Linked DNA regions of Homo sapiens: regions 2, 3 and 4 are each linked to region 1. Evidence: chromatin loops called from intact Hi-C (ENCODE). Cell type or tissue: OCI-LY7. All regions are shown on one strand. Region 1 has its middle 8.3 kb from the start of DAPP1. Region 2 has its middle 24 kb from the start of C4orf54. Region 3 has its middle 28 kb from the start of ADH7. Region 4 overlaps LAMTOR3 (late endosomal/lysosomal adaptor, MAPK and MTOR activator 3).

Region 1 (5,000 bases):
TGTAAGCTGTGTTATAATGCAAACTTTCCTCCATTTCTCTAAGCAAAACTTTAGTCAAGTCTGCTATCCTTGACCGTTTGACAAGACAGCTGCACTTAGAGGCACCATGTCTACTGTTTGGTCAGGTGGTACAGAGAGAAGAGAACAACCTCACAAGGCACGCTGGCTGACTGGCTCAGTGGCTTAGATGTCAATGGAAGCAGGAAGTAAGAGGAACAGAAACTATGATATTGTAAGCCCCCAGAATTCATGGAAATCTCACTGGATTGTCAGATCACTGGATTGGCCACAGCATGTGAGATAGGGAAGCCTGGAGGGGATATTCTTTTCATTAATTAAAGGAAAGGGTTAGGGGACTTGGATTCCCTCAACCCAACAGGCTGAGGTGACTTGGATCACTTAGGAAGCAATAACACTACTGAGCATCATCATGCCCTTTCCTTCCAGGACACAAAATCTTGCTAGAGAGTAGGCAAGATTAGGTTGAGTTAAGGCCAAGAACAACCACCAAGACCTGCCTGCCCTTGGCCCTGAAGCCGTGAATCCTCACCTATAAGGATTCTTCCTCCCAGGGACTCCCTTTTTTACTCCCAGAAGTCCAGCTCCATCCCTTTCCTATTTGCCCTTGTCTGTCAGACTGGTTTGTATCCTAAGCCTGGATCAAGTTAAGTCCCCCACCATGGGACCTCTGGTCATCTGGATCATCAGTGTCATCGAGCAACCTATTACCCTAAGAAGGCCTTGTTTGCTGAGAGCACTTGGAGGATCTCCACAGGGAGCCGCCAACTCCTGATGCCAGCATAGCTGAGTCTCAGCTGAGCTGCAGCCAAGAGTTACTGAGACAAAAGAGTTTGAGGTTACTTAGTTGATACCTCCAAGCCCGAAAACCTTTCTTGGTTTTGGAAGTCCTTCTTTTTCTCCTTACACAGCCCATTGCTCGTGAGCACACACAGATGGTCCAAGGAATGACAGGCTTCTTTTGTGATGGGTGTTGACTGACACAAACGTGGATAGCTTATTAGGTCACAAGGTACCATCTTTTCTTGGCACAGGCTTATGGCACTCGTTATTGCCCCAGGAGCCCACAGACCCGTCACCACATTACTTTTGGTCTGCAGGCTCTTCCACAGACTCGGGTGCTCTTCAACCTTTGCCGAACATCAGAATCACCTGGGGCAACTGTCCAAGATGCAGGCCCCAGGGCCCTGTGCCTTGGGGATTTTGAGGCTGGTGGTGCACAGCCTGTCCTGGGAGAAGCCCTGCTGCAGCCCTTAGCTTTCAGCTTCCAGTGTGTCACCTCCATGCTCCCCACCCTCCAGGGTCTTCTGAAGCCTTTATTTTTGCTCTGATGTGGCCCCCTTCAGGGCCAGGTTTATCCTTTTTGCTTCGGGTGGATTACTGGTTCAGTCACCTATCACACCATCCTGTCAGTACTCTCTTTTATAGTTCTCCTGCTCTCTTCACATTTTTTTTTTAACCACTCATAGTTCCTCATAATTTTGCTCTTCCTCCTGCTTCCATCCCCCACCTAACCTTCTGGATAAAATTCACTTTGTGTCTGGGCACAATGACGGATGCCTGTAATCCCAGCACTTTGAGAGACTGAGGCAGGAGGATCACTTAAGGCCAGGAGTTCAACACCAACCTGGACAACACAGTGAGACCCCCATCTCAAAAAAAATCATCTCTATAATGTCTCCTTTAGATAGACAGAACAAAAACATTTACATGTTAAGAGAAACTTCTCTTTACCACCCTTAAAATATTTAAAATACCAAAGATCTCATATTTATATGATTAACAGAGAAAACTCAGACCCATGGGCCACCCAGGAACAGTGACAAAATCTACTTCAAAGTTGTTGCTGTGGCTGAGTCACTGTCTCTGTAATCGGGGAGCTGTTCCCAAGCTGCCTTCACTGTAACGCTGAGAACCCTGAAGAATTTTCACTATTTCCAGTCACCGTTACTGTGACAGGGCTCTACGTTAGCAGTTTTAGAGTCACCTACATTCCTTATTTTAAATGAAAATTGAAATGCTTTGAAGATTTATATTTACCAAATGAGCTGAGGAAAAAGTAAGTGCTTAAAATATATTGCAATTGCAGAAATGAAAATCATTTTTAGGTATAAAATTGAATTTTTAGATTTCAATCACTTCCTACTCATTTAAATTCTTTCAGTAAAGGTCTCAAAGCTTTAAAGGGAAAAGAGAGCAGAACTAAGAATTGAACCATTTAAAACTTGGTGAGACAGGTAATAAATTATACCTGAATCATTTAATGGTTTAGTAGTCTGGCGTTTAAGGAATCTTCTACAAATGTGGTGTTGGGTAGTATCACCTGAATTCAGCTACTTTAATAAAGAACTATACTTTCATAGAGAGGAAGGAAAAAGCGATGGATCTAATCTTGACTTCAGGTAAAACAGCTCCCCCGCGCCCACCAACGCGGTATTACTGCCACCTAGTGATAGCATATCCTCATCACAGAGGTCCTGCCTGTGGAAGTGGAGGGGAAGAGGTGTAGTAAGCACAGCCAGTAGGGCGAATCCACAAATTAAATACACCCGGGGGTTGGGGGTGGCGAGGGGAGCGCTAGAGTAAGGCTATATTTTCTATAATGTCCATTCTCATTGCTTCCAGGGCTATTTTAAGAAATATTTATTTTGATGGGGTTTCAAAGTAAGTCATATGAGGACCTGTAAGCCACAGTTTTTACTCCCGCGGAGTTTGTTTTACGCAGGCTTCAAATGGACAAATAACATACATCTGAGGTTCAAGCTTTCTATTAATTTAATGCTGGCCTGGAAAACATTTTGTGATTTAAAAGAAAGCACCAAAGTTAGCTGTATTATTACTGGACTCAGCAAGGAAAGAATTGGGCTCAGTCAGAAGTGCCAGAATCCCTGTAACTAGGGGTGAAATCTCAGGCAAGTATCTTAATAGTTTCCAACCCCACTTGCCCAACCTGTTAAATAGGGGAACTGAAGTAGGTTCCCTCTAAGATGCTCTCCATGAAAAGCTCTAAGACTCCTCTTATTCATTTCTGAAGTCCTACCCCAAGGTAGACCAAACGTTCTGACATTTTGGCTGAGCTGCTCCATTCACACACATTATCATGAACGATTTCAAATTTTACCCATTTTCAAAAGCTGAATCTACCCTGGTGCTTCGTGGAAGCTAAGAATCTGGGAGATATCTCAGCTGGCCAGTTGGTCAAATTATCTTTGTTATTTGCCATTAGCTCCCGTTAGTTAACACAGCAATCTTTTCAGATGAAGTGTGGACAAGAAGACAAAAAGTATTTGGATAGGGCCCACAGGATCCAAAAGTGCGTAACCTTGTTTAATTTCATTTGGTTGAGTTAGCAGCTACTTTTGCAGACTTAAATGCAAAAATGCTGGTGTGTTTGAAGTTTCATTTTTGTCCAGGCTTTCATTACTCAGAAATCAGTGCTGACACAATTAAGCATGACCTTTCCATGCAGATGGTGCCTTGCTTCACCAGCACAAACAGCATCTGCCACACTCACCCACAAGTGCACATGTTTGCATATTTTTAAGACACTGCATCTAAAAATGGTAAAGTAAGTGCTGAAGTAAAGCCTTTGCGGAAGGGAGCATAATATCACTTAATCTGTTTGCATTACCTGTTAAGAAAGCCAGAGTGAAGTTCTAGGAAATTAGGAGACATGCAAAACACAGCACTCTTCTTAAACCACACATGTGCTCTCTTAACATTATTGGAATAATGTATTAACACTGCTCTATCTGAAGGCATGTTGATTTGCTGTGCTAAGAGGTGTTTGGTTAAATATAAATCATCCCCAGCTTCAGCAAGAAAGCCTAATATATATTATGTATGTGTGCAGGATAGCTTCAGCAACCCTGGGTATTTGTTTCTAAAAAGTCACATTATTTCAAAGTTAAAAGGGAACTTAAAAGTGACTTAGAATAACTTTCCTTCTAATATAAGAATCTTTTTTACCAGTGACATACAAAGGTGAGGGGGTGCTTGGGAGCACTTTAATCCCTGGTATAGTCAATAACAATAAAGAAACAGGCTGTGCGTTGTGGCTCATGCCTATAAACCTAACACTTTGGGAGCCTGAGGCGGGAGGATTGCTTCAACCCAGGAATTCAAGACCAGCCTGGAAAGAATGGCAAAATCGTGTCTCTACCAAAAAATACAAAAATAAGCCTGGTGTAGTGGTGCATGCTTGTAGTCCCAGCTATTCAGGAGGCTGAGGTGGGAGGATGGCTTGAGCTGAGGAGGCAGACATTGCAGTGAGGTGAGATCATGCCACTGCACTCCAGCCTGGGTGACAGAGCCAGACACTCTCTAAAAAAAAAAAAAAAAAAAAAAAAAAGAAAGAAAGGGAATAAAGAAACAATGATAATGATAAAACCAATGAGAAGTCATTCTGCTCTTTATTATCACCAGAAACCAGCAATTCTAACCAATGTCAATGACAGAATATACCTCTCAGCAGAGGCAAACCATTCCTCACTCCCTACCAAAAACTGAACATTTGTGTCCCACAAAATTCCTATGTAAAAGCCTAATCCCCAATGTGATGGTATTTGGAGGTGGAGCCTTTGGGAGGTGATTAAGTCATAAGGTCATAATTCTCATTAATGGGATTCATGTCTTATAAAAGAGGTCCCAGGGAACTTCCCAGCCCCTCCCACCATGTGAAGACACAGCAAGAAGACAGCCAGCATCTATGAACCATGAATCAGGCATTATCAGACCCCACATCTGCTGGTGCCTTGATCTTGGACTTCCTAGACTCCAGAAATGTGAGAAATAAATTTCTGTTTTGTGTAAGCTACCCAGTCTGTGGGATGGGGTGGGGAGAGTGACCCAGGACCCCTAGTGATGAAGGTGGGGAGAGTGACCCAGGACCCCTAGAAATGGGGTAAGGGAAGAGTAACCCAGGACCCCTAGGGATGGGGTGGGGAGAGTGACCCAGGACCCTAGGGATGGGGTGGGGAGAG
Region 2 (5,000 bases), 170 kb before region 1:
ACCATCCTATTCATAAAAGCTTAATTTATTCATAGTTAACTGGAACATGATGTAAATCTGTAAGCTATTTTCACCCTTCTATTTTTAATAGAAAGATTCCTGCCATAATCTTCTAGGATTACATGTAAAAGTGTGGACATTCTCTTTCCAGAATAGGCTTTAGTTATAAATTAACTGATTTCCTTTGTTAGTGAAAATGAGTCAATGTTATTTGGTTTGGGGATATCTATCTTTTTAAAATACTTCTCCCACTCAATTTGCCTGAAGATTAACCATGTAAACAGTCATGGAGTAAAATTTCAGGGTGCAATGAATCTTTCAAATTGCCAAGATACACAGAGATGCTTAAAGGTAGAGATGCTCTCATATATTCCTCAAATGGTGAAACCCTGTCTCTTCTCAAAATACAAAAACTAGCAGGGTGGTGGGCGTCTGTAATCCCAGCTACTCAGGAGGCTGAGACAAGAGAATCGCTTGGACCCAGGAGGTGGAGGTTGCCGTGAGCCAAGATCATGCCACTGCACTCCACACTCCAGCCTGAGTGAGACTCCGTCAAAAAAAGAAAAAAACAAAACAACAACAACAAAAAAAACAGACATTCGCTCTTTAATGAGATCTGAAGGAGTTATGGTAAATACAAAGCACTTGTTAGGTGAGCAGACAATTCCCAAGAATTAACATTACTTAACATGCCTAAACAAAGTTTTCTCTACCTTTATTATTTAGCAAACATTTTATATTACACTTGTTAAGTGCCATGTACTGCTCTAGGCCCTTTACAGGCATTAAATCAGTTCCTTCTCATAAGAACCCTACCAAGTAGGAACTATTATTACACACTAGATTTGTTTAGGAAGAATCAAAACAGAGGGATTCAGTGACTTGTCCAATGTCTCACAGCTGGCGAAAGGCAGAGTCTGGATTTAATTCTGCAAGATTTAACTCTAGAGGAGTCTGCTACCTATGGCAAGATCCAGTCTGAGCTCCTAAGACTAGAATTCAATTCTCTCCTCACACTCAGGTTCCACACTTCATTCCTGTCTCCTATGCATGACTTTTCATGAATATCACCTTTCCTGCCCCTGAAATATGCACTGTCCCAAACAGATCTTACCCTTAGCTGTTTGTTTCTGTGTTCTTGCCTTCCCCCTTCCCTTCTGCCGAAACAAATCTTACCAAGCCCAGCTCCTATTACATTTTCTGCACATAGAATCTGCCAGCTATGGAGACACTTGCTTCCCATGTATGCTTATTAAATATATAACCCAACTGGAAATTAACCAAACCAACTTAGGTGACTGCCTTTCTCTGTTGCCTTATGTCATTATTTTTTAGAAGTTTTACTTTAAGATTACTTATGTAAATATCTTTCTAAATAAAGTGTGAGCTTCTCAAACTCAGCGCCATGTATATATCCTCAGTATTCTTCATGCAGTGTATAGTCTGTGTTCAATGACCCCTGAGCTGTTCCCTATGGATGCTAAGGACATCCATAACTTAAACTGCTCTTCAGGATGTCCAAGGTGCCATTTGAAGTGGGCAGATTTCTGTTACAGCCTCCATAGCAAAGCAATTTACTCTCCCCTCATGCCCTGGTACTCTGACACTTCCCTCAAAAGAAAAAAAAAAAGATAAATGTTCAAAAAATAAAGGCTAGATTAACTGTATCAATATAGAAGGAAAACAATATTTTTTAAGAATTGTTTTTATGAAATGTTCACAAAAACCCTGAGGCAGGCATTTATTGTCTCCATTTTTAAAGATCGTTGAGGAAAATGAGGATTGGAGAGAAAATATCTCACTGGGGACTAGTACACTAATATAATGGGTCAAGAGCAGAGTTTTCTACTCAGGAATATCAGTCTTGCTGCCGTCCAGGAAGTGACCAAACTGTGTTGCCAGGGCACAGTGTTCCAGAGCAGTGGTTCCCAAATTTGCATGAGAAGCACCTGGAGGGCTTGTTAAAATACAGATTGCAGCTTCTCACCACTCCCTGTCCATTTCTGATTTAACAGGTGTAAGATGGTCTGAGGGTTTGCATTGAAAACACGTTAAGTTTCCCCTGCTGTTGATGTGGGGACCACACTTTGAGAGCCCTGTTCTAGAGAAACTTGACCCAGGAACGAAGAAAGACAAGGACAATCCTAAGACCACATAAGACCATTAGTCCATTACTCTTTCCTGATGTCTGTAAAGTAGCAAGTGAGGGAAATGTCAAAGTAAAAGTTTATATACTACTTTCTGCAGTGAAATATGTATTTCTGCAAATCACAAGGAGCTGCTCATGCTTCCACCTTCAAGATAATTTGAAATAAGTGAAGTGCTAAAATATGAGGTTTCTAAATGCAGTGTTTGCATGGCAGCTCTCATTAGCATAGAATATTTCTAAGGAACTGGTGATTTAGGTGTGTAGGGGGATGGTGGAATTGGGAGATGGAGGGAGGAAGACATTTCAAAATCTCATGTGTCAAAATTTCTAAGAATGCTCATGCACTTTTGTTTAGTAATTCTAATTAGAGGACTTTACCTCATGAAAATAATCAGAGATGCTTACAAAGATTTATGTTCAAAAATATTTATTGCAGCATCATTTTCATAGCTCCAAACTATAAATACTTTAAAATATGAGATTGATTAAACATATTATAATACAGCTATATGAGAAAAAAGATAGAGCAGTTAAAAGTCATTCCTCCAAGAATATTGGAAGACAAAGAGGTAGAATATTGGTGTAAGGAAAATGGATGTGCTGTGGTCAAAACAGGCCGAGGCAGACATCCAGTCCAGCATGACTCAGTGAGTTTGGAGCAGAGGTGCACAACTCTGCTCATTGTGTAACCACGCCACATGAGGCGCATTAGGTGATCACCCACGTGAGTTCATGCTAGGCTTGGAGCGACTATTGTTTGTAAAAGGTATAATTATCCTGCTAACGCTGTACATATGGCTCGTGCCTGGACTCGCTCGTGCCTAGAAAGAGTAAAGCCATGTCGAAACTGTCTACGTTTCCTTGAGTGTTTTTCCAGCTCCCCCGCACTCGCCCACCGACTCCCCTTGGATCTTCGTTAGAACCTGACAATTGGTAAATGAAGAGGTACAATATTATGAAGCAAAAAAAAGTAGACAACAAAATAGCATGTAAAATATCAAATATACTTATAAATATTTATTTTCTAGAGGCAATTTGTGCAGTGGGTCTCCAAGTAAAAATTTTTCCCCCTGCTTTCTAATTTTTAAAATATTGTAATTAAATTTTTTTCAATGAATATGCATTATATTTGTAAATATAATGCATACAAGGAATCCCAATAAATGATTGAGTATTTTTAAGTACGCTGTATAACAGTGAATTTGAAGTTTTCAGAAGCAGAGGTTCTATAATGGGGAGGTGTATCATAGCAGTTAATGTTTCTTGAATGCTAACTATAGGCTAGGAGTGATACATATTATCTCATAATTTTCTCATTATAATGATACATATGTCATAAATATAATATGGTATATTGTAATACTGTTAAATATATTGTGTTTGTGTATATTATATACATAAACACACACTATAGTGTTTTATATACTGTTAATAATAGTGCTATTACTAAACTTATTTCACAGAGATGATACTGATTGAAGAACTGACTTAAGAATTCCTTTTAAAAAAAACCGTTTAAAAACACCTCTTAATGAGTATGGTGCTTTTAAAACATGTCCCCCAGTTCTTGGCACTCCACCCATTGAGAGGTAGAATTTATGTTCCTGTCCATTGAATCTGGGCTCTGTGATTTCCTGTCAAATAGAGATGATGAAAGTGACTCTGTCAGTTTCTGAAATAGGTCTTAAGAAACTGGCACTGTCTGCCTCCTGTCTCTGGGGATACTTACTGTTATAACCCAGCCATCATATTCTGAGGAAGCCCAAGCAGCAAGATGCCCAAATGAAGAGGAATCAAGACCCTTTTCTCTTGGGCCTAGCTAAGCTTCCAGCTGACAGCTAGCATCAACTTGCCAGTCATGTGAGTGTGCCATCTTGGAAGTGGATTCTCCCATTCCTAGACTGATACTATGTGAATCACACCCAAATCTGCCATGCTGAGCCCTGCCTGAATTGCAGATTCATGAGCTAAGCAGATGATTTTTGTTATTTTTAGCCACTAAGTTTTGAGGTAGATTGTTTCTCAGTAGTACATAACTAGAACAATGGGCATGCTTATTTATGAAAGTAAGATCTTCTGGATATAGTGTAGTGGGTCTGCATCAGTAGGGATTCATTAGATAGGTAAATTGCTGTATACAAGAAATTACAGAAACATGGAGGATGGGGAGCCAGAAATCTAGGGAGCAGAGGAAGTGGAAGATGAAAGTAGAGGGCTCTAGCAATTAGGAGAGTGTCTGGAGCACAAATAAACTCAACAACCAGAGAAAATGATCTCGTGCCAGAGATGGCATGGGGCTATTTAAGAATTGGAATGCCAGTGGTTCAGGTTTAAGGTGTATGCTAATGCAGCTGCCTGCCATATGATGAACTACCTGCTAATCTCCATCGAGTTACAGCAAACCTTCAGCCAAATCCTGCCACACATACAGTCGCTGTTTCTGGAATACTCAGGATGGGGTGAGTGTGCTGCAATGAAGGCTGGTGGGGTAATGCAGTGCAGAGAAAAATGACGCATACTTGGTGCAAAGTGGAGACTGTAGTTTGAGAATTGATTAGAAACAAGAGCCAGAAGCCAGAGGTGACTCAGAGGTGACATATAAGATCTGAAACTGCCCTTAATTTCCTTTCTTGCTCTATATTCCCCAACCACTAGACAGATGTGAGGAATCCTGGATGTCTGTCTTTGTGCAATATGGGTTCAAGTGTTTTGGGGTCTTAATCTTAAGGTTTATAGTGATCTCAATTGACTAGTGGATTATTTAAGGGACATGTTACAGCATTAATCTTCACTGTGCAGTAGGTTTCCAAAATGTATGTCTCTGATATGTAGTTTTTGAGAGGGACGACCA
Region 3 (5,000 bases), 340 kb before region 1:
CCAGCTCCAGGGTCCTAGACCCTTTCTGGTTGCTTTTACAAAATGCTATCCATAGGTTTATAAATAATCTCTTAAACTCTTTGCAATAACTCACCTTGATGACACCACCTATTTATTTCCTACTAAAGCCAGAAATGACACAATGATTGTTACATTTTCTACTATTATTCCTTCCAGACTGCATTGGATTTTGTTTCAATAACCTATAGATATTATCAGTCAGATTATTTCATGAAGCTTGCCTCCATAGATAACAGAAATATGTGCTCTGGAGGAACAGAAGCTTTGGTTTCAAACGCAAGTTGGTTCTGGTCATGACTCTGCCACCTTCCAAACTAAGTGGTCCATCCACAACTTCTTTATAAGCCTCAATTTTCTCACCTGTAAAATATGGGTAATAAAAGTTCCTGCCTCGTAGGATGATTGTGGGGGTTAAATGGAATAAATGCATGTAAATTGCTTAATGGAGTGTAGAACATTGTGATCATTCAATTAGCTATTAATATTATTATTCTAGGAAAAAGAAAAGGATGTCCCCCCAGGCGACCATAAATGAGCAGCTGGGCTGTCAAATTTGCCTTTAATACTGTAACATTTCTGGTACTGGTCAAGCTACTGAAAACTCAGTATTGTATAAACCCAACATGACAGGGAACAGGGTGACAGGGCATTGGTGGAGCGGTCAGTGCCCTCTGGCCCTAGAGCAAGTCTTTGAGGCCTGGTTCTAGTTATTTTTCTCAACCCTGGGTCTTTATCAATCACCAGGGAAGGTTTTTCAAACATAAACTGTTGGCTGGACTTCAGAGCCTACACGATTTTGCAAAGCTCCTCAGGTGCTTCTGATGTTTGGGTTAAGAGCCAAAACTCTTTATTCCAAGGGTCATTGGTACTGTCCTGGACAGAGGTGGTCCTGGGCTATGCCCTGTAGGTTTCCTCTAGTCCATAGCCAGAGAGGACCAACATATCTTCAGAGAAAGCAAATACTTAGAAAATCCTAGGGTTAGGAGGATAATATTTATCCTTGAGGCAGGGTTACCAGCCACAGATTAGAAGTAGGAGACGCCTCTTCAACTTGGAATAAAGCCCTGGTACCAGATATTAACAAACTCAGTATTCTCAGAGGGAAACTCTCAAACTGCTGACTTCTGCACATGGTCTGTTAACATCCAGGTGCTTCAGGGTTACTGCAACTGCCCAAATTCCAACTTTTCTGGAAGGACAGTGCCTGTCACTGACTGGAGATTCTTTGTGTCTCCCCCTCTTCCCTTGCCCTCCTTTCCCACAGCCTACTGTCCAGCCATAAGAGTCTATCTCTAAGTCAGTGCCTTTCATTTCACCAACTCCACACTTGTCTTATGTATTCATTCATTAAGTCACTCATTCACTCAGTAAATATTTATTGAACTATCACAGAGGGTAAATCCCACCTAAATATCTGGAGAATCTGCTGCAAAAAGTCCCCAAGTGATCCTTTGGTATTCCCAGAGCGAGAAGGACTCTTCTAAATATTCTCATCCTTGAATAAAAATTTAAGGGCCAAGCATATTCCATATTTCTCTGGCACTTGTGAGTTTGTAAAGCATTTTTGTAGGGATTATTTTAATTGTTAATTCTGCTTATCTTGGGATGTATTATTATAAGTATTTATAGCTTAACTTTAGTGAAGAAAAAATGGAAGACTATTGAGGTAGGTTGCAGAATGTCAATTATTGAGGTAGGTTGCAGAATGTCAATTATTGAGGTAGGATGCAAAATGTCAATTATGTCAGTGGAAGTAACGTATTGCAGAATGTTCCAACTTATCAATAATGTCTTATCGAAAGGGCTATATAGTAGCCTTTACTTTTACCTTCTAAGGGTTTTTAGTTTAGGGAGGTAAATGGCCACAGCCTTTCTTGCCTCCAATCTTGTGTTCCACCTCTTCCCTAGCTGACTGGGCACCGTGAAGTCTGTGCCTGGTGTGTTACCACCACCTAGTGGTGAATATAGCACTTAAACCCTGTGACTGGAAACAAGATGTTAGAAGAGAATATATAGGTAGACTTAGATTAACATCGGTTTGAAAAGAATCTTGAATTTCTCTTCCCACTCCAGAAAGCCACCCTGATATAGATATATTCTTTTGACAAGTTTAGATAGTACATAATCAGCTATTTTTAAAAGTAGGCATTCCAGTGCCTTTTTGCTGTCTTTTCTCTTGTCACACCCTACAGTAATTTTTCCTTAAAAGCTTTTTTTAAATCATAAACCAACTATCATTTTAACTATTCAGTATCTGTGAAATATCTAATATGGATATGCAAATGGCAGAGAATGCTCTTTAAACTTCTTTTATCAACACTTAAATTACAGCACTTCTCTCAATGAATTGAAATATCTCTTCTCAGAGCCAGAAGAACTATGTATTCAGAAGTGCTCCATTTTGAGTTCTAACAGAAATAAACCTAAGATATTGCTTGATAACAGCTGATAGTAATTAGACCCACTGACTGGAAAAAGTAAATGCATAATACTTTGCATTACTTTGGTAATCCAAAGTAATGTCACTCATCCTAAGATTCCCTAAAGGAGCTCAGGAAACATTTCCACTGTCTGTCCTTTTTATTCAGCTGAGGGAGCAGAAAAATGAGAAACAAAGAGCTCATTCATATGTGTGAATTTTGAGAATCTGTCAACATTCTCAGGCTGATGATGCACCACTTCTCCCATTTTTTCTAAACATGGAACCAGTTCTGCCACTGGCTTCTGTGCGACACTGGTGAACTTGCTCACGTGTTTTTGGGTTTCAATTCCCCTGCCACATTACTTTGTTTAAAAGAACCATGATCCTACAGTCACCTTCTACTGGGTTGAATGGTGGACACCCAAAAAATGTTCATATACTAATTCTCTGGGACCTATAAATGTGACTTTATTTGGGAAAATGATTTTTACAGATGTTAATTAGGTTAAGGATCTCTTGATCATTCTATATTATCTTGGTAAGCCCTAAATCCAACACCCTGTATCCTTTTAGGACACACAAAGGAGATAACACAGAGAGATGGAGAAGACCATGTGAAAATAGAGGCAGAGTTGAGAAATACACAGTAAGCCAGCAAGCCAAGAGAAGAGGGATGGCTGGGTTATATGGTAGCTTTATTTGTAATTTCTTTAGGAACTTCCTTATTGTTGTCCATAATGGCTGCACCAATCTACATTCCCATCAACAGTGTACAAGGGTTCCCTTTTCTCCACACCCTCACCCACACATTCTGTTGCTTCTCTTTTTGATAATAGCTATCCTAAGATGTGTAAAGATGTATTTCACAGTAATTTTGATTTGTTTTTTTTTTTTGAGACGGAGTCTCACTCTGTCACCCAGGCTGGAGTGCAGTGGCGCGATCAGGGCTCACTGCACCCTCCATCTCCTGGGTTCAAGCGATTCTCCTGCCTCAACCTCCCAGGTAGCTGGGATTGCAGGCATTTGCCACCACGCCCAGCTAATAATTTTTTGTATTTTTAGTAGAGACAGGGTTTCGCCATGTTGGCCAGGCTGCTCTCAAACCCTTGACCTCAAGTGATCTGCCCGCCTCAGCCTCCCAGAGTGCTAGGATTATAGGGGTGAGCCACTGCGCCCAGGCTTGATTTGTTTTTTTTCTAATTATTAGGGATGTTGAGTACCTTTTAATGTATCCATTAGCTATTTTTATGTGCTTTTTGACAAATGTCTACATCAAGTCCTTTGCCCATTTTAAAACCGGGTTATATATGTTTGTATGAGCTATTTATAAACTTTGAATATTAACCTCCTATCTGGTATATGGTTTACAAGTATTTTTTCCCCAATCTGTAGATTGCATTTTCATTTTGTTGGTTCTTTCCTTTGCTGTGCAGAAGCCTTTCAGTTTGATATAGTCCCATTTATTTATTTTTGGGACTAAATCCAGTTTCTCAGCACCATTTGTTGAAGAAACTATCCCTTCCTCGTTGTGTTTTCTTGGTGCCCTTGTTGAAAATTAATTGACCATACATATTTGGATTTATTTATTTCTGGGCTCTATGTTCTGTTCTATTGGTCTATGTGTCTGTTTTTATGCCTGTATCATGCTATTTGGGTTGCTATAGCTTTGTAGTATATTTTGAGGTCAGATCTTGTGATACCTGCAGGTTTCTTTCTTTTGCTCAGGATTGCTTTGGCTATTGAGGGTTTTGTAGTTCTATAGAAATTTTATAATTTTTTTCTATTTCTGTGAAGAATGTCATTGGTATTTTGGTAGGAATCGTATTGAATCTGTAGATTGCTTTGAGTAGTATGGTCATTTGAACAATGTTAATTCTGCTGATCTGTGAACATGGGATGTATTTACAGTTGTTTGTATTCTTTTCAATTTCTTTAACTGTTTTATAGTTTGCCTTGTAGAGGTCTTTCACCATCTTGGTTAAATTTATTTTTAAATATTTTATTTTATTTTTTGATGCTATTGTAAATGGGATTTTTTTTTCAGCTAGGTCATTATTTGTATATAGAATGTCACAAATTTTGTATGTTGATTTTATATCTTGCAACTTTACTAAATTCATTTATTATATTAACGGTTTTCTGGTGGAGCCTTTGGGGTTTTCTACATATAGGATCATGTCATCTGAAAATAGAGATAATTTTACTTCTTCACTTCCAAATTGGGTACCTTTTATTTCTTCTTCTTGTTTAAAAGTATTATCAAGAACAATTAATTAGTTTTCCCCCATTGATTAGGATGTTAGCTGGGAGTTTTTATAGATGACCTTTAAGTTGAGGAAGTTTCCTTTTATGTCTAAACTGTTAAGAGTTTTTATCAAGAAAAATCTCGAACTTTGTCAAATGCTGTATCTGCATCAATTGATATGATCATTTGATTTTTGTCCTTCAGTCTGTTAATGTGATGTATCGCATTGATTGATTTCCATATATTAAACCAGCCTTGCATACCAGGAATAAATCCCCCTGTGTAGTTATTTTTGGCTGTTTTGACTTTTAA
Region 4 (5,000 bases), 77 kb after region 1:
TTGTTCTGTACATTATCATAGTATATAACAACTGGTGACTTAGTATGTGATGATAGGTGATTTATCAAAACTCAGATTTAGTATATTTCCTAAATATACTTAAAATCTTAACACCATTACTATCCTATATAATTCAGAAAGTGTTTTTACATACAGTATTTTACAGATTCCTAAAATGTTTTGAAATGGAAGAGATCTAATAGATCATCAAATCTAAACCTCTCATTCTAAAGATGAGGTATCTAAGAACAGGCTTCAGTGACATAGCTAGAAGAACTTGCTCAGTTTGGAAGAAAAAACAAATAGAAAAAAATATATTACAATTCTCAACAGCAATCAAATCTAAAGGAGACAGACCTTTTAATAAAAATCCTACTTTATATAAAATGAAGTAAAAAAATTACAACCAAGTGAATAGTCATTATTTTACACATAAATATCCAGTGAAGGTATTGGATACAATGGAATTTTACTATTCTCTATAAAGGGTACAGCTTCCTAGCATTTGTTCTCAAATTCTTCAGTTCTCAAGAAGAGTGAGACTATGTTCATCCTATTCATGCTCTTTAAATTCTCAATCACATTCATTTTCCCCATTAGGTAAAATTTAAAAAATTCTAATTTAATAGATTGGTCTGTAACTCATCGATCATTTTAATGCGTTTTGTTGGGTTATCTTCACCTTGTTTTCTTAAACTGCTGTAATGGGAGCAAGATGTAGCACTCAGATAACATTTAATTTTCCTGTCTCCAAAAAAAAAAAAAAAAAATCACTTACCCATACACTGTCTCATTTGAACTAGAAAATAACATTGTAAGATGGAGAAAGCATATATTATCTCCATTATACAGATATGGAAACCAGGATTCAGAGAAATCACTTTTCCCAAGACATGGAAAAAAGACAGTGAAACTGGGCCACAAGTTCAAGATTTTTGGCTCTAAATCTACTATTCCTCTTAAATTAAGGTATGGTAATTAAATTAATTTTTTAAAATTAAGGATTAAAGTGATATTTAAGGTCATTAAACACACCTGTATTGGCACTGCTGCTGGCTATGAAACTCACCACCAAAGGTAAACGATTAAATTGAACCACCTAAAAAGAAAATAAGAGCCAAATAATATGTTGCATTATGAAAAGGTAGTATAACTAAACTGAAATGTCTTAATCTTTCAAAAACTTTAAAATCATCAATGTTTTAGCCCAACATTATGGTATTATATTATGAAACAGAAAGGAACTTTATATTTCAGTGAATATTTCCATAAAACAGAATTAGTGATGATCTCTTAGAGACATTAATACCATTTGGCCTGGAAAGTTTTTAAGGTGAAACCATATCTTCATCTTTTTATCTCTAAAGCCCAACAGAATATCAATTACATTGTAAGGACTTAATAAATAGTTGATAATTAAATGGATAAATGCAGTATTTCTCAGTTATTCAAGTAGTTTTATCTTCATGATATTTTCTGGTTCTTGTGTATTACTGTAATTTAAATTAAATTTAAAGTAACTTTAAATCAACTACCTTCAAAAAAAAAGAAAACTTAGTTTAAACCTAATCCTTATTGATGAAATTAAAGGTCAGATGGTTTGGTTATCTTTTACTTAATACACATTAAAATATATAACTTTTAAAATAAAAGATGGGCCTGGCACGGTGGCTCACATCTGTAATCCCAGCACTCTGGGAGGCTGAGGTGGATGGATCACTTGAGGCCAAGAGTTCAAGACCAGCCTGGCCAACATGGTGAAAGTCCGTCTCTACCAAAAATACAAAAATTAGCCAGGCCTGGTGGCACATGCCTGTAATCCCAGCTACTTGGGAGGCTGAGGCGTGAGAATCACTTGAACCTGAGAGGCGGAGGCTGCAGTGAGCTGAGATCATGCCACTGCACTCCAGCATGGGGCAACAGAGCCAGACTCTGTCTTGGAAGAAAAAAAAAAAAAGAGTAACTTACATCAATTGATTAGGAAACATCGCTCTAAAGCACAAGGAATTAATTTAGTCTTAAGAAAATGTAGCTTGAGATCAAGAGACATGCAAAAACTAAAAACTAACTTCTTTCCCACAAATAATAATCTCATTTATTACATATATATATTTCCAAAAAATGAAGGAATTAGCAGCAAGAGCAAATTTAATAAACTTTCAAGGAAAGTTTTTTTTATCTGTTACTACAACAAAAAAAGTGTGTCAGCTGAGAAATCACAGTTGTTTAGCTAACGGCACCATCTACTGGAGGTAACAGTGACCTGACATACTCTTTTTAGGATAACATGTACTTTATTAAATCACTTAATTACTTTTCCATAGTAATTATTTCCTGGTATGAAATGTGAAGAAAATTACTACATTTTAATACAACCAATTTGAAGGCTAAAATTTTACAATTTCATCCTCTTCAAAACTAAAATTGAGAACTATAACACAAACTATTTTATATATATAAAAGGCACAAAAATGACAACTGAAATCAGCAAATCATTTTATAATTATGAACTTACCTGGTAGGTGTTATAGTAACAGATGATACTTTTATTTTTGGAAAGTCCAAGTTTGCTTCCTTGGTCTGTTGCAAGGGCAAAAGTGGATAAGAAACCAGGTCGCAAAGCATGCTCTGGAGCATTGTCATTTGCCACTAGAAAAATAAGTGATTTAAATAAAAATTATGCAGAGGATATGGTAGAGAGATTTACAGCCCTTTTTTTTCATAAACCTCTTTTTAAAATTGAACACAAAGGTTATGTTTCACAATATTGAAAATCATATCACTAATGGGGTCTCATCACTAATCAGGAAAAACTGCTCAATCAAAAGTTCACTGATCACAAGTAAGAGAAAAAATGCTGACTCTCACAATTTTTTTAAATTTTAAAAAGAAAACTAAATGTTTACATTTTCTTGATATCTAACTTAAAACAGATTAATCAAGTACATTTAACTGGTTATCTGAGGACTAGGCTAGAATAAACTAATGAAAAAAGTTACAAAACTTCTGCTCTTATAAAACCCACAGCAGCAGTATCTCTCATAGATATTAACAATCTGCAGCTGGTTACCTGTTTCATGTTTCTCTCACTCATTAAAAGGTTTGCATGGAGTTTGTTATATTAATGAGTGCAGGGCTCAAGGCTTTAACACAGAGATCCTCATGAAGAATATTAGAGCTGGAAAATCTGAGATTATTTTGTTCAAATCCCTCATTACGGAATTAAGAGAAGGCAAGCAATCTGTCCACAGCCATTCAACAGCCATTTTATAGTGGGTTAGAAAGCACACTGGACCACACATCAGGAGATTATGGGTTCTATTACTGTTTTGTTACTGACTCATGTCCGACTTTGGACGGCAATGTCCGAAGATTATAAACCACAGGACCTCCTTTGTTCTTATAATGTGTTTGCCAAAATTCTCCCAGAAATGGAATCAATGTGTATTACAGAAATGTTTATAATCTTTACAAATTCATGCAGTTTATTAATAAGAATCTAAGACATAGCTAACTCTCCATTAAAACTGCTAAGAAGTCCAAGTGTCTTTGCACTTTATCACCTTCACTTATAAAATGAAAGAACTACATTAGTTGACTTCTAAACCTCCTTTCATTTCTAAAGTCTAAAATTATCTGATATATATGACAACTCCAGGTGGAAAATTGTAAACAAAATATACAGAACATTATCCAATCTTTAATCTTTGATAAAGCCACTATAGTGTCCCAATAAAACTAGGAACATCCATTCTCATAATACCATAATATAGAAATAGTAAAAATTGTCTGAATCCATACTGACTCTCTGTGACATCATGTTTACTTATGATCCAAATACATGGGTATTATCCTAAAACAACTAGCAATTTGATAAAATGTGTGTGTGGTATGTATATATATACACACACACATATATATATAGTAGGGGTGTCTGTGTGTATATCTAGCTGAATACATGCTCACTCTCATCACTTAGATTTACTAATGGTTTACGTTACACTGTAAATGTCTTTAATGGGAAATGGGTCTGTGATAAATCCATGCTTAAACTCTAGATGTTAATATGATACATGTGATATATAATACATTGTAGATTCAAATTCAACCTTCAACATACAAAAGCAAACACTTTCCCCAATACTAAGACCATCTCCCAAATTTACTAAAATGAATTTTATGTTTGCCTGCTGTACTACTCAGATGTAAATTACACACATTTTTAGTCAAAAGCAAAGAAGACATTTGCATTTAAATGTTCAGTTTTACCTTTAATAACAGGTACTCCATCTCTATCTGACACAACAATGGCATGGAGCCCTTCAACACTAGAAAAAGAAAATAGTTAAAATATAAAAAAAGTTAAAATATAAAATTTTAAAAAGTTAAAATATAAAATATTTCATTTTCTCAAACTATGCACCTCAAAGACATAATAATTCTCATGTATTTTCTGAAAAACCACAGACCCCAAAATTCTCCCAGAAATTGAATCAATGTGTATTATAGAAATGTTTATAATATTTACAAGTTCATGCAGTTTATTAATAAGAATCTAAGACATAGATAACTCTCCATTAAAACTACTAATGAATGATCAGTCCATGGTACACAAAAGCATGAAAGATTATCAGCAGGGGCTATAGTGACAAAAAACAGCCTTTTTCCTTTTTCATTCATGCAAATATTAAGCGGCCAGTATTTGTGGCACTTAATACTTTGATACTATGAAAAACAGAAATAAGCACAATCATTGCCTTCACATGGCTTCCAATGTAAAAAGTGAATGTGTTACCAATAAAATAATCTCACAATAACAAACGTAAAACTAAAACTGGTGGCAAGTGTTGTTAAAAAGTTCATAGGGATATGAGAACCTAGAAAAGAGGAGGCTGATGCAGACAGACAGTGGGCCAGAGAAGGCTTTCCTGGAGGCAGTAATACATCAGCTGAGACGTTATGGCACTAAGTGAAAAGACGTGGAAAAACTGTTCCTGGCT

What was found. A loop is a pair of places that touch in the nucleus more often than their neighbours do. Peaks named below come from ENCODE experiments on the same cell type or tissue, not always from the same donor. Only the 100,000 strongest peaks of a DNase experiment are listed, where the experiment ranks them.
Region 2: it touches region 1 in a loop (2.3-fold over the local background); 8 of 110 quality-filtered maps call a loop at or near these places.
Region 3: a loop joins it to region 1, with 3 times the contacts of the local background. A loop is called at or near these places in 13 of 110 quality-filtered maps.
Region 4: a loop joins it to region 1, with 7 times the contacts of the local background. A loop is called at or near these places in 44 of 110 quality-filtered maps.

Annotation. Positions count from the first base shown.
Region 1 is chr4:99,805,991-99,810,990 of GRCh38, forward strand. No RefSeq gene overlaps it. Among named protein-coding and RNA genes, the nearest start is that of DAPP1, 8.3 kb to the right of the region's middle. In OCI-LY7, CTCF peaks have their summits at 2,471 (motif pointing left) and 2,670; DNase peaks (open chromatin) are centred at 2,471 and 3,541; H3K4me3 peaks cover 1,491 bases; H3K27ac peaks cover 1,428 bases.
Region 2 is chr4:99,631,109-99,636,108 of GRCh38, forward strand. No RefSeq gene overlaps it. Among named protein-coding and RNA genes, the nearest start is that of C4orf54, 24 kb to the right of the region's middle. In OCI-LY7, no CTCF peak of the experiment used is centred here; a DNase peak (open chromatin) is centred at 1,943.
Region 3 is chr4:99,461,097-99,466,096 of GRCh38, forward strand. No RefSeq gene overlaps it. Among named protein-coding and RNA genes, the nearest start is that of ADH7, 28 kb to the left of the region's middle. In OCI-LY7, a CTCF peak has its summit at 1,981 (motif pointing left); a DNase peak (open chromatin) is centred at 1,965.
Region 4 is chr4:99,883,027-99,888,026 of GRCh38, forward strand. It overlaps LAMTOR3 (late endosomal/lysosomal adaptor, MAPK and MTOR activator 3), which reads right to left. Exons shown (of 7, transcript NM_021970.4): 4 at 4,270-4,328; 5 at 2,516-2,649; 6 at 1,036-1,099. Among named protein-coding and RNA genes, the nearest start is that of LAMTOR3, 8.9 kb to the right of the region's middle. In OCI-LY7, CTCF peaks have their summits at 2,253 (motif pointing left) and 2,454; a DNase peak (open chromatin) is centred at 2,235.